Regions from separate parts of the Homo sapiens genome. Here region 1 is linked to region 2. Evidence: chromatin loops called from intact Hi-C (ENCODE). Cell type or tissue: heart right ventricle. All regions are shown on one strand. Links, peaks and the distances in the headings refer to the core of each region. The heading gives the core; the rest is flanking DNA.

What was found. A loop is a pair of places that touch in the nucleus more often than their neighbours do. Peaks named below come from ENCODE experiments on the same cell type or tissue, not always from the same donor. Only the 100,000 strongest peaks of a DNase experiment are listed, where the experiment ranks them.
Region 1: a loop joins it to region 2, with 2.2 times the contacts of the local background. A loop is called at or near these places in 23 of 110 quality-filtered maps.

Annotation. Positions count from the first base shown.
Region 1 is chr6:152,640,594-152,645,979 of GRCh38, reverse strand. No RefSeq gene overlaps it. Among named protein-coding and RNA genes, the nearest start is that of SYNE1, 5.9 kb to the right of the region's middle. In heart right ventricle, for the core only: CTCF peaks have their summits at 2,593 and 2,801 (motif pointing right); a DNase peak (open chromatin) is centred at 2,789.
Region 2 is chr6:152,483,058-152,488,398 of GRCh38, reverse strand. SYNE1 (spectrin repeat containing nuclear envelope protein 1) reads left to right here. Exons shown (of 146, transcript NM_182961.4): 12 at 1-3; 13 at 3,427-3,564; 14 at 5,150-5,314. Among named protein-coding and RNA genes, the nearest start is that of SYNE1-AS2, 83 kb to the right of the region's middle. In heart right ventricle, for the core only: a CTCF peak has its summit at 2,586; no DNase peak of the experiment used is centred there; H3K4me3 peaks cover 332 bases.

The DNA.
Region 1 (5,386 bases), core at 174-5,173, 160 kb before region 2:
TAACACCATGAAATTGAATAAAATCCCCTAGGAATTAGTGCAGCTGGGAAATAGAAAAGCACCAAAGATGGAGCTCTTGGTCCCCCAAAGTCTAGAGGTTGAGGAGATAAGAGGGATGCAGCAAAGGAGACCAAGAAGCAGCCAGAAGAGAGAAAGTGAGGGAAGAGGCAGGTTCAGAAGCCAAGTGAGAAAACTATCTTGAGAAGGAAAGAGGAAATAACTAAATGCTTCTAATAGATCAAGATAGGGACAGAGATAGGAATATTAGGTTTAGCAAAGAAGTCGCTGGTAACCTAGCTAAGGTGGCATGCTGGGGGTGAAAGCTGGCCTGTGGTGAGTTCGGGAGCAAGTGGGAAGAGAGAAATTGCCAACAGAGTGTAGACCACTCTTTCAAGAAATTTTTCTTAAAATTTAGGAGAGAAATGAGGTAGTATTTGGAGTTTAGGTGGTGAACAAGAAAGTTTGTTGTTGTTAATATGGGAGGAATAGCATGTTTATATGCTGATGGGAATGAACTAGCAAAGAGAAAAGAAAGTCATGATGCTAGGAATAGAGAAAAACATTGTTGACAGGAAGGGATAGATCGAATATATAAGTGGAGGAGGTGGCCTTAACTAGGAGCTTAAAGAGTTCATTCCTAGCAACAGAAGACAAATTGGAACATTATATGCAGGCACTGACAACATGCATGCATATGCTAGTGGCAGCTTGTGGAAATTCTCTTTGATTGCTTAAAATAGTAAATAGGAAACAAAGTTAATAGCTGAAAATTTAGATATGGGGGAACATTTGGGGAAATCTGGGAAGATAGGAAAAAGTATGATATTTGTTTAGGGAAGTGGGAGAGTATATTGGTTAGAGAAATAGAGCATTCAGGGGCATTTGATTTAGTGATTTGCCATAAAGGCAAAGACCAGTTAGCATAAGGTAGTGTTCCCCCAGCCATATTCAGCAGTGTGGGTGCAGGCACGAAGTAGGCAGAGCTGAATTTAACAAGGGATGTGTGTTAGCCAAGTGAGTATGACAAGGCAAGAGGGACAGTGCTTGAGGATAAATTCAAGAGGTGAGTAGGATGGTTACATGTGGAATTTAAACCATTTTAAAAGGGATGAACATAAAGGGGGAGATAGACAATGAAAAAAATTGCAGAATCAACTGTCACTGAGCAGCCACATATGGTTAATGTGGGTTATGCACTACATACACGTAAGGTAACATCTTTCAGGTGGGCATCATCCATAAATGGAATTTAAGATTTGGGTACGCATTGTAATTTTCTGAAAGATGGCACTCAACCATCTTGTTTTATCAAAAGTGATCTTTTACAATAGTTTCCAAAAGATGGAGTTGAAATATCTGCTAGGCATGGTGGTTCGTGCCCGTAATCCTAACATTTTGGGAGGCCAAGGTGGGAAGACTGATTGAGCCCAGAAGTTCAAGACCAGCCTGGGCAACATAATGAAACCTTGTCTCTACAAAAAATAAAAACAAAATCAGCCAGGCATGGTGGCAAGCGCCTGAAGTCCCAGCTACTCAGAGGCTGAGGTGGGAGGATTGCTTGAGCACAGGAGGTCGAGGCTGCAGTGAGCTGAGATTGCACCACTGCAGTCCAGCCTGGGTAACAGAGTGAGACTCTGTCTCACAGAAAAAAAAAAAAATCTTGAAGAATTCAAACAAAGGCATCCCAAGGGCCATCGGTGACCCTCCCAATGGATGTGAGGTCCTATTCAGTTGAGGGGTTATTGGAATTGGAATGCAACAGGGAGAGTACTGGGAACAAAAGAGTCAGTGATCAGAGAGTGGAGTGTTTCCAGTTGAGATTATCATCACAAATAATTGTTACTGTTCATCATGACAAGGTCAAGACTATGATCACGGGAGTGGGTGGCTAAGTAGAGGAGAGACCAATGGTCTAAGAAGATCAACTCCCGAAGGAAGCATGGGGAGAAAGGGACAAGAACATTTCACTGGGGAATTAATATTTTAAAATTTATTCAGCAATGCTAAAATGTTTCATTTTTTAAAAAGTATTAAAATCTTAACTTTTAAAATTCTAAAACAATATTAATGTTAGAGTTATAAGAGATTTAAAAGATTTAACTTATTAAAGTAGAATTTCTGTACATTTTTCTTTTTTTTCTTTTTTTTTTTTTGAGACAGTCTTGCTCTGTGGCCCAGGCTGTAGTACAGAGCACAATCTTGACTCACTGCAACCTCTGTTTCATAAATTTAAGCGATTCTCCTGCCTTGGCCTCCTGAGTAGCTGAGATTACAGCCGTGTGCTACCATACTCAGCTATTTTTGTTTTTGCAGTTTCAGTAGAGACAGGGTTTCACCACGTTGGCCCACCTGGTCTCGAACTCCTAAACTCAAGTAATCCACCCACCTCAGCCTCCCAAAGTGCTGGGATGACAGACATGAGCCACCGCGGCCAGCCTAGAATTTCTGTAAATGTTAATTTCAGTAAACATTTGCATTCACCAGTTCACCCAAGTCTGTGTTTGTACTGGATACTGTTTCTCGGCAAACAACCTGCATTCACTCCTCTTTCTGTGCTCTCTCCTGTATCTCTGGAGCTAGAAGTTTGGGCATTACATTTCTCAGGCTCCCTTTCCTGAGGGGTTTGGGTGAAATTTGCATTCTGCCAGTGCTCTCACATGAGATTTGGAAGGCAATGTAGACACTGAGAAATTCTCCCTCCAGCGGCAACGGCAGTAGTTTTACAGAGGCTGGCTGAACACCCAGCTCCCTCACCAGGCCTAGCCTCTGAGCAAGGGCAGCTGTGATGCTGTTGGCGGTTTGCTGCAGTATCTTGACCTCTGGGTGGCAGCAGCAACTTGCCGAGCTCTGGATTGCACTTGCAATGGTGCTTACCTGAAAGCTGAAGGCAGCCTGATGATGATCACTTCTCTAGCCTTTCCAACACTCCTTAAGTTGCTTTGATTTTTCTTTAATGAATCTGGACTGACACAATATTTCATGCCAAGATTGGTTCCAGAGCTTCAAAGATGAGAATCTTGTTGTTTGACCTGGTTGCATTTGCTTACAGTGATGACCTAATTGCCTAATTCTAGTGCAAAATAGAATTATGAAGAGACATGGCACATGGTGGCAAACACTTCCTTGAATTAACACCTGTGGTTGTCGGAAGTGAAGGACCTATTGAAATCAAGAATTGTGGAGACTAAGTTGACCGCTGCTCTAGAGTCTGAAAGTAGGAAAGAGAACGAGAAAGACCATGGGGTGTGTCATCTACTTCTGACTGCACCAGAGACCATAGAAAGAAAATGGCAAGCTGGGAAACTTTACACTTTTGGATCAAGGCCTGGTCAAGGACTAGAGGACTTCTAGGACCCTTGTAGCTACATTGCTGATATAGCCAAAAATCAGACCTAAGGTCCGCTTCTGCATGTTGCAAAATTACAGCATAAAATAAATTCAAAGACTTGCCAAGTCTCTTACATGAAAGCTAAAGTTCTTATTGTAAAGAGTGGGCTATGAGAACTGGAACAGGGGCATTTGTAGGATTTGGGTGAATCCGAGGACTTTGAATGCAAATCCTCCTGAGGCACTTACTTGTCAGGAAAATAAGTCCCTCTGTCCTCGTTTGTCCTTTCTCCCTTGTCAACAGACTATTGATTCCACTACAGGCCATTACGTAACAAGTGGCTCCTAGATTTCTAGAAGACCAAGCCGGACCTCTACTGACTACATCAAGACCCTGACTGATAAAATGCCCCTTAACCTTTAAAAAGTAAGAGAGCTACTTTGATTGAAGTTTCACTGCACTGTGTGTACAAGTTGGTTTTGAAGAGATTTAAGACTAAGGGAGGGAGGTGGAAGAAGAGAGCCATTTGTTGAGTTGCACACGTGTTCATTTGAATAAAGATGCACTTCTGGTAGATCCTGGGGCCGCTGCTTTTGATAAATCCACAACATATTTTAATTACGGCAAGTTTTGTCATGGTATCAACACAGATACTTAAAGTAGGAATGACAGAAGTAGAAATGATTATTCGGGTTGGGCGCAATGGCTCACTCCTGTAATCCCAGCACTTTGGGAGGCCAAGGCGGGCAGATCACCTGAGGTCAGGAGTTCGAGACCAGCCTGGCTAACATGGTGAAACCCTGTTTCTACTAAAAGATACAAAAAGTTAGCCAGGTGTGGTGGCGCATGCCTGTAATCCCAGCTACTCAGGAGGCTGAGGCAGGAGAATCACTTGAACCCAGGAGGCAGAGGTTGCGGTGAGCCAAGATTGCGCCATTGCACTCCAGTTTGGGCAACAAGAGCAAAACTCCGTTTCCAAAAAAAAAAAAAAAAAAAGGAAAGAAATGATTTTTCTCTGATTTCATATGGGCACAATGTCTCATATTTTACAAATGTATAGAACACCATGATGCAGGCATTGGGATGAAGCTGGGCTGAAGGCAATCTGCAACTGTTGCTATCTTTGGTACCTCTTGCTAATGCAGACAGGGGACCTTGGGGGCCCAACTACAGTGATATATAAGAAGAAGATTCTTTGTAAAGTGAGACAGAATGAAAAGACGGATGAGGAGGACAGGCCCTGGGCCTGGTGGAGGAGGAAGTCAGGTTGCTGTCCTGGCAGCTGTCTCTCAGCCTGTGATGGCCCTGGGATTGTATTTTGTTGCTCTCAGGAACTGGTGTCCTAGCTCTATTAGGCTATTGCAATGTGAAATGGAGAGTGATGGTTTGCCAACTTCAGAAACATCTAGACTAATAGTAATAATAACTAGAAGCATAATAATGATGCTAATAATATCTTTCATTTATTGACCACATGCCAGGCACTGAAGTGCTGAGTGCTATTCAGGCATTAGCTCATGTAGTCCCCACAACAGCTCTATGAATGAGATACTATTAGAATCCTGAATTGCAGGGTTGTAAACCTGAATTCACAAGAGGTTAAATTCCTAGCTAAAAATCACATAGGCACTTAATGGTAAAGCTGGGACTCAAACCCAGGCCTTTCTTGCTTTAAAACCCAATACTTTAACCATTATACTTTTCTAACTTCCTGTTGACACATGTCTTAGTCTGTTCGGGCTGCTGTAACATAATACTATAGTACAGGTGGCTCACAAACAACAGACACTTACTACTCACAGTTCTGGAGGCTGGAAGTCCAGGATCAAGGCACCTTCAAATTCAGTGTCTGGTGAGAACCCACTTCCTGGTTGATAGATGGCTGTCTTCTTGATGTGTTCTCACATGGTGGAAGGGGCAAGGACTTCTCCAAGTTCCTTTTATTAGCACACTAATTCTATGCATGAGGGTTCTACCCTTATGACCTAATCACCCCCAAAGGCCACACCTCCTAATACCATGACACTGGGGATAGGTTTCAACATATGAGTTTGGGGG
Region 2 (5,341 bases), core at 1-5,000:
CAGGTATTGTATGGAGAAGATTTTTGAATTTTTCAAAAGCTATTTTTGACTAATATTTATATATGTCATTTGATCTCCATTTAATGCTTCAAATTACATTAATGAGAAAAGTCTTTAAAGACATAACATTCATTACCCTAAGTTTGCATATAATTTAATAATTGTATTTCTAACTTATGTAGATAGTCTTAAGTTGCATTGTGTCCACACTATATATGGAGCACTGAGGCTTCATCACTTTTCCATAACTCAGTCTTATAGATGACTTGGAAAACAAATGCAGAGTCATTGTGTTTATAGAACTCATGATTTTTTTTTTTTTTTGAGACGGAGTCTCACTCTCTCTCCCAGGCTAGAGTGCAATGGCGTGATCTTGGATCACTGCAAGCTCTGCCTCCTGGGTTCACACCATTCTCCTGCCTCAGCCTCCTGAGTAGCTGGGACTACAGGCACCCACCACCACACCTGGCTAATTTTTTGTATTTTTAGTAGAGATGGGGTTTCACCATGTTAGCCAGGATGGTCTCAATCTCCTGACCTCGGGATCCACCTGCCTCGGCCTCCCAAAGTGCTGGGATTACAGGCGTGAGCCACCATGCCCGGCCAGAACTCATGATCTTATAGATCTCACCTAACCCAAAAATCTACCAAGAACAAAGAGTTGAGTCAAATTGAAAATTAGTATAAAATAAACTGAATTTAACAAAGGATTGCAACATGAGTATTGGAGGGTCCATTAAAGGGATCAGTTTCGACTGCGACCTGCCTAGTCCAACACCATTGCATTCAAGTTGAGCTCAGAGTTAATGTTTTTCTCCAGTCTGACTACAGTGTCATTAATTGGACTTCTGCTTCTGATTTTCACTTCCAAGACACAAAACACAGTTTATTCCCATTTACAAAGTGTGATTTCAATAGCAAAGACACAGAATCAACCCAAATGCCCATCAATGTAGACTGGAGAAATAAAATCTGGTACATATACACCATGGAATACTAGGCTGCCATATAAAGGAACAAGATCATGCCCTTTGCAGGGACATGGATGGAACTGGAAGTCATTATCCTCAGCAAACTAATGCAGGAACAGAAAACCAAACCCTGCGTGTTCTCACTTATAAGTGGGAGCTGAACAATGAGAACACATGGACACATGGAGGAACAACACACACTGGGGCCTGTGGGGGAGTGGGAGAAGGAGAGCATCAGGAAGAATAGCTAATGGATGCTGGGCTTAGTACCTAGATGATGGGTTGATCTGTGCAGCAAACCACCATGGCACATGATTACCTATGTAACAAATCTTCCTGTACATGTACCCTAGAACTTAAAATAAAAGTTGGAGAAAAAATAAAAATTAATAAAAATTGTGATTTATTTGATGCAGCATTATCATTTTTCCCAATGTAAAACATCAGTCCCTTTTAGTGGCAAAATTAAATATAGTATATTCTGAATTATATTCTGTAATATATTCTACTCGACATCATATTTCAGTCATTTCTGCTACAGAAAAAGGTCAAATGAAGTGAGAACTTCAACATGGTAGACAAAAGATTTATCTATGGCATTAGTGATTTTATATAATTGTATCTTTAAAATATGCCTGAATTTAGGTGGATGATAGCATCAATATTATATTTGTCAAACTTAGCAAAGCAATAAATATGTGGTTAATATGCATGTACTCTTTTGCTTTGAAATTCAGTGTAAGCTTTTTTCCCCAAAATAAAATTTTCTGGGCTGAGATCCATTAAAAAATGATTAAGCCAGTAAATGGAGAAAAGAATTGCAAGAACAGAGTGAATATACTTATTTAGTCCACTGATGAGGTTTAGGTTTGGCACCAATTATCAAAAAATAAATTCCAAGTTATAAAGCTATCTGTTATACAGATGCTAGTTCATGAGGGAAACAAAGGCTTAGGAAAACAGAAAACAGAAATCCTCCTTTCAGCCCGAAGGTGATCACTAGTCTCATAAAAATGGGTTTAGAGTCTCTCTGAAATCTGAATTTAGGGAAAATTTCATTTCATCTTTACATTCTGTAATCAGCATTTTAAATCTCTTTCAATCTGTAGCAAATGCTGCATTTTCCAGTTTTTTCACTCAGAATCCTGTGGAATAAAATTTAAAAGTTGATTTGATGTTTTGTTTTTTTTTAAATTTATTTTTTTGTTGTTTTTTTTAATATTTTTTTTAGTCAGAGTGTCACTCTGTCGCCAAGCTGGAGTGTAGTGGCATGATCGTGATCTCAGCTCACTGCAACCTCCGCCTCCCAGGCTCAAGCGATTCTCCTGCCTCAGCCTCCTGAGTAGCTGGGACTACAGGCATGCGCCACTATGCTCAGCTAATTTTTGTATTTTTAATGGCGACGGGCTTTCACCATGTTGGCCAGGATGATCTCAATCTCTTGACCTCATGATCCGCCCGCCTCGATCTCCAAAAGTGCTGGGGTTACAGGTGTGAGCCACCGTGCCCAGCCTATGTTTTGGTATTTTTAAAATTCCATTCAGTTAGAGAAAATGAAAGAAAACCTTGTAGATAAAATTCTAGTTCACTATCTCCCCCCAGTGTTCTTCACGTGAATTTACATGTTTGTTTATAATTTTGAAATTCTTTTAGTTGTGTTATCTGCTAACTTTTGTGGGGCCATTCTCCTGTAACATAATTGCACATTTTAATTATCTTTTCATTTTATGTTTAGATTTGGAGTCATATTTTAGGATGGGTTAATTTAGTTAATGTAAAATATAAAACTTTAAAAATTGTTTTAATGTTAGCATTAAGCTTATAGTTAAGTCTACATATAATACATTGATGTCAACTGTACTGTGATATACTTAATATTTTAATACCATGAAATTAAAGCAAAGGATTATCATGTAAACATGGTCCCCTAAAGTAAACCTCTTTATGCAGGCTTACTTAAACACAAATCTAGACAGCTTTAATTCTGCATTATTTTGATATATGCAATTTCTATTTGTAAATTGTTTGGTACTTGAAGTAAAGCAACTATCTTGATTATTAGCTAAGATTTATACTCCTGTTTACTATGATTTCCTGACAAACATATACTGGTACACAAATTACTTTACTAGAAATGAGAAATCCTAGGCTTTAGTCCTACCTCTACTACTTGTCCTTGATAAGTCATTTCTGGGCTTCAGAATAATAATGCATGTGTAGGGTGATGGAGAGAACCAGAGAGGATAATATGAAGAAAGCACTTAGCACAGGGTCAAGCTATGTCAGGGCTTGATGAATGACAGCTGCTATTAGTATCATAACTACCGTTATTATTATCAACAACATATATTGAGTGTTATCCAAATAGAAAAGATTGTTATTTAGGAAATGTGCTTTCCTTTGCTTTTGCTTTTTTTGACTCATTGCCATACTGTTGCTGTTTTTCCTCTTTTAGTCATTTAAGCACTTCAGAGTTCAATATGAAATGAAGAGGAAACAGATTGAACATTTAATACAACCATTACACAGAGACGGTAAATTGTCACTTGACCAAGCATTGGTAAAACAATCTTGGGATAGAGTGACCTCCAGGGTAAGTTCTCCCACAATTAGTTATACTGAGCTTAATAAATTTAGAAAAGAATATTTTTCATCATCTATTTCTACACAGTGGTATGGCAACAGGTTCTACTGCCTCTGTCTGAGGCTAGAAAGACTTAACTATGGGAGAATCTTTGCCTCCTTGTCTAGTTTTCCTGTAAGTTAATGGAAGTCTTTGGTTTAACAGCTATTTTCTTGCCTTGGCTTCCCTCTATGTGATATCAGCAATTAACTAGATGATAGATTAAAGTCCTGAGACCATCTGGATCACTTCACACTTTACACAACTTCCTTCTGGGTGGTTTAGAAGAGGTGACTCTCTGGTCTTGTAGCAGATTCTCCAGAGTAGAGCCACAGCAACTTCTTGTATTCTAAAATCATGTTTCATCAACAGTTAATGACCTTCCTGTGTTGACATACAGTTTTGCATTCTTTAATTCAAGCATCTTTTTTTATCTGATCATGAATCTGAAGGAAAATTGCTCAGTATCTTTCATATTCATATTCTTCATGCTTAAAGGCCAAGATTTCAAACCCCTGGAACACTTCTATCACTAATAAGAATATTTGTCTTGAACTTACCATATATTCTTTACTTTATTTTATTTTGTTTTTGAGATAGTGTCTTGCTCTGTCACCCAGGCTAAAGTGCAGTGGCACAATCACAGCTCACTGCAGCTTCAACCTCCTTGGCTCAAGCAATCATCCTACCTCAGCCTCCCAAGTAGCTGGGACCACAGGCATGTACCACCATACTTGGCTAATTTTTTTTTTTTTTTTTTTTTTTTGTAGAGATGAGATCTCACTATATTGCCCAGGGTGGTTTTAAACTCCTGGGCTCAAGCATCTCATCCATCTTGGCTTCCCAAATTTCTGGGATTACTGGAGTGAGCCACTGCACCCAGCCTAATTTTTTTTTTGATAGTCTCATTTTTTCTAGTGACTCCATTAAAGAATAGGCTAGTTCCTAAGCACCTCAACTCATCCCACCTGGCTTTCCAGTAAGCTAGGAAATGTGTCTGAGAATTGGGTAAAATGGAAGAGATGGAGAGAAGGGTAGACAATCATAGGATTATAGAAAGAATCCTTTAAACCCATCTTTGTCCAGAGCTGCTTAGATAATCCTCATTTTTCTGAACTTGTTCTGATCACGTGGGAGGTTTTAATGGGATTCTCATTCCGACGACCAAGATACACATGTGCCAGGTGTATAACTGCTGCATCCTCCAAGCATGTCACCAAACCTGATCCCTTCCCTTTCAGCAAAAGCCACACTGAAAATCAGTGGGTGCTTCATGCTACTCCTGTAAGAGGAAAATTGCTTACACTTCTGATAATATTCTTCCATGTTTAAGATGTATTTTCAGTTTCTTCAAAATTTGCTTTTAACTGTAATTTTCTCCCCATCCCTAAAGTGTCAAACTCAGAACACAGACATTTGCTTATTTGATATTTATTAACTTAGCCTGAAATCATTAACTTAAAGCTTTATGTATGCTTTACTATTATTTGGGTGCAATTTTATAAATTGCCATCTGTATTAAAGATATTTTACTTTTCTGCTTTTTAAATTTTAGCTCTTTGACTGGCATATACAGCTTGATAAATCTCTTCCTGCACCTCTGGGCACCATAGGTGCCTGGCTGTACAGAGCGGAGGTGGCCCTGAGAGAGGAAATAACCGTTCAACAGGTCCACGAGGAAACAGCAAACACGATACAACGGAAACTTGAGCAACATAAGGTAAAAATTCTGGTTGGAAAACCTTGC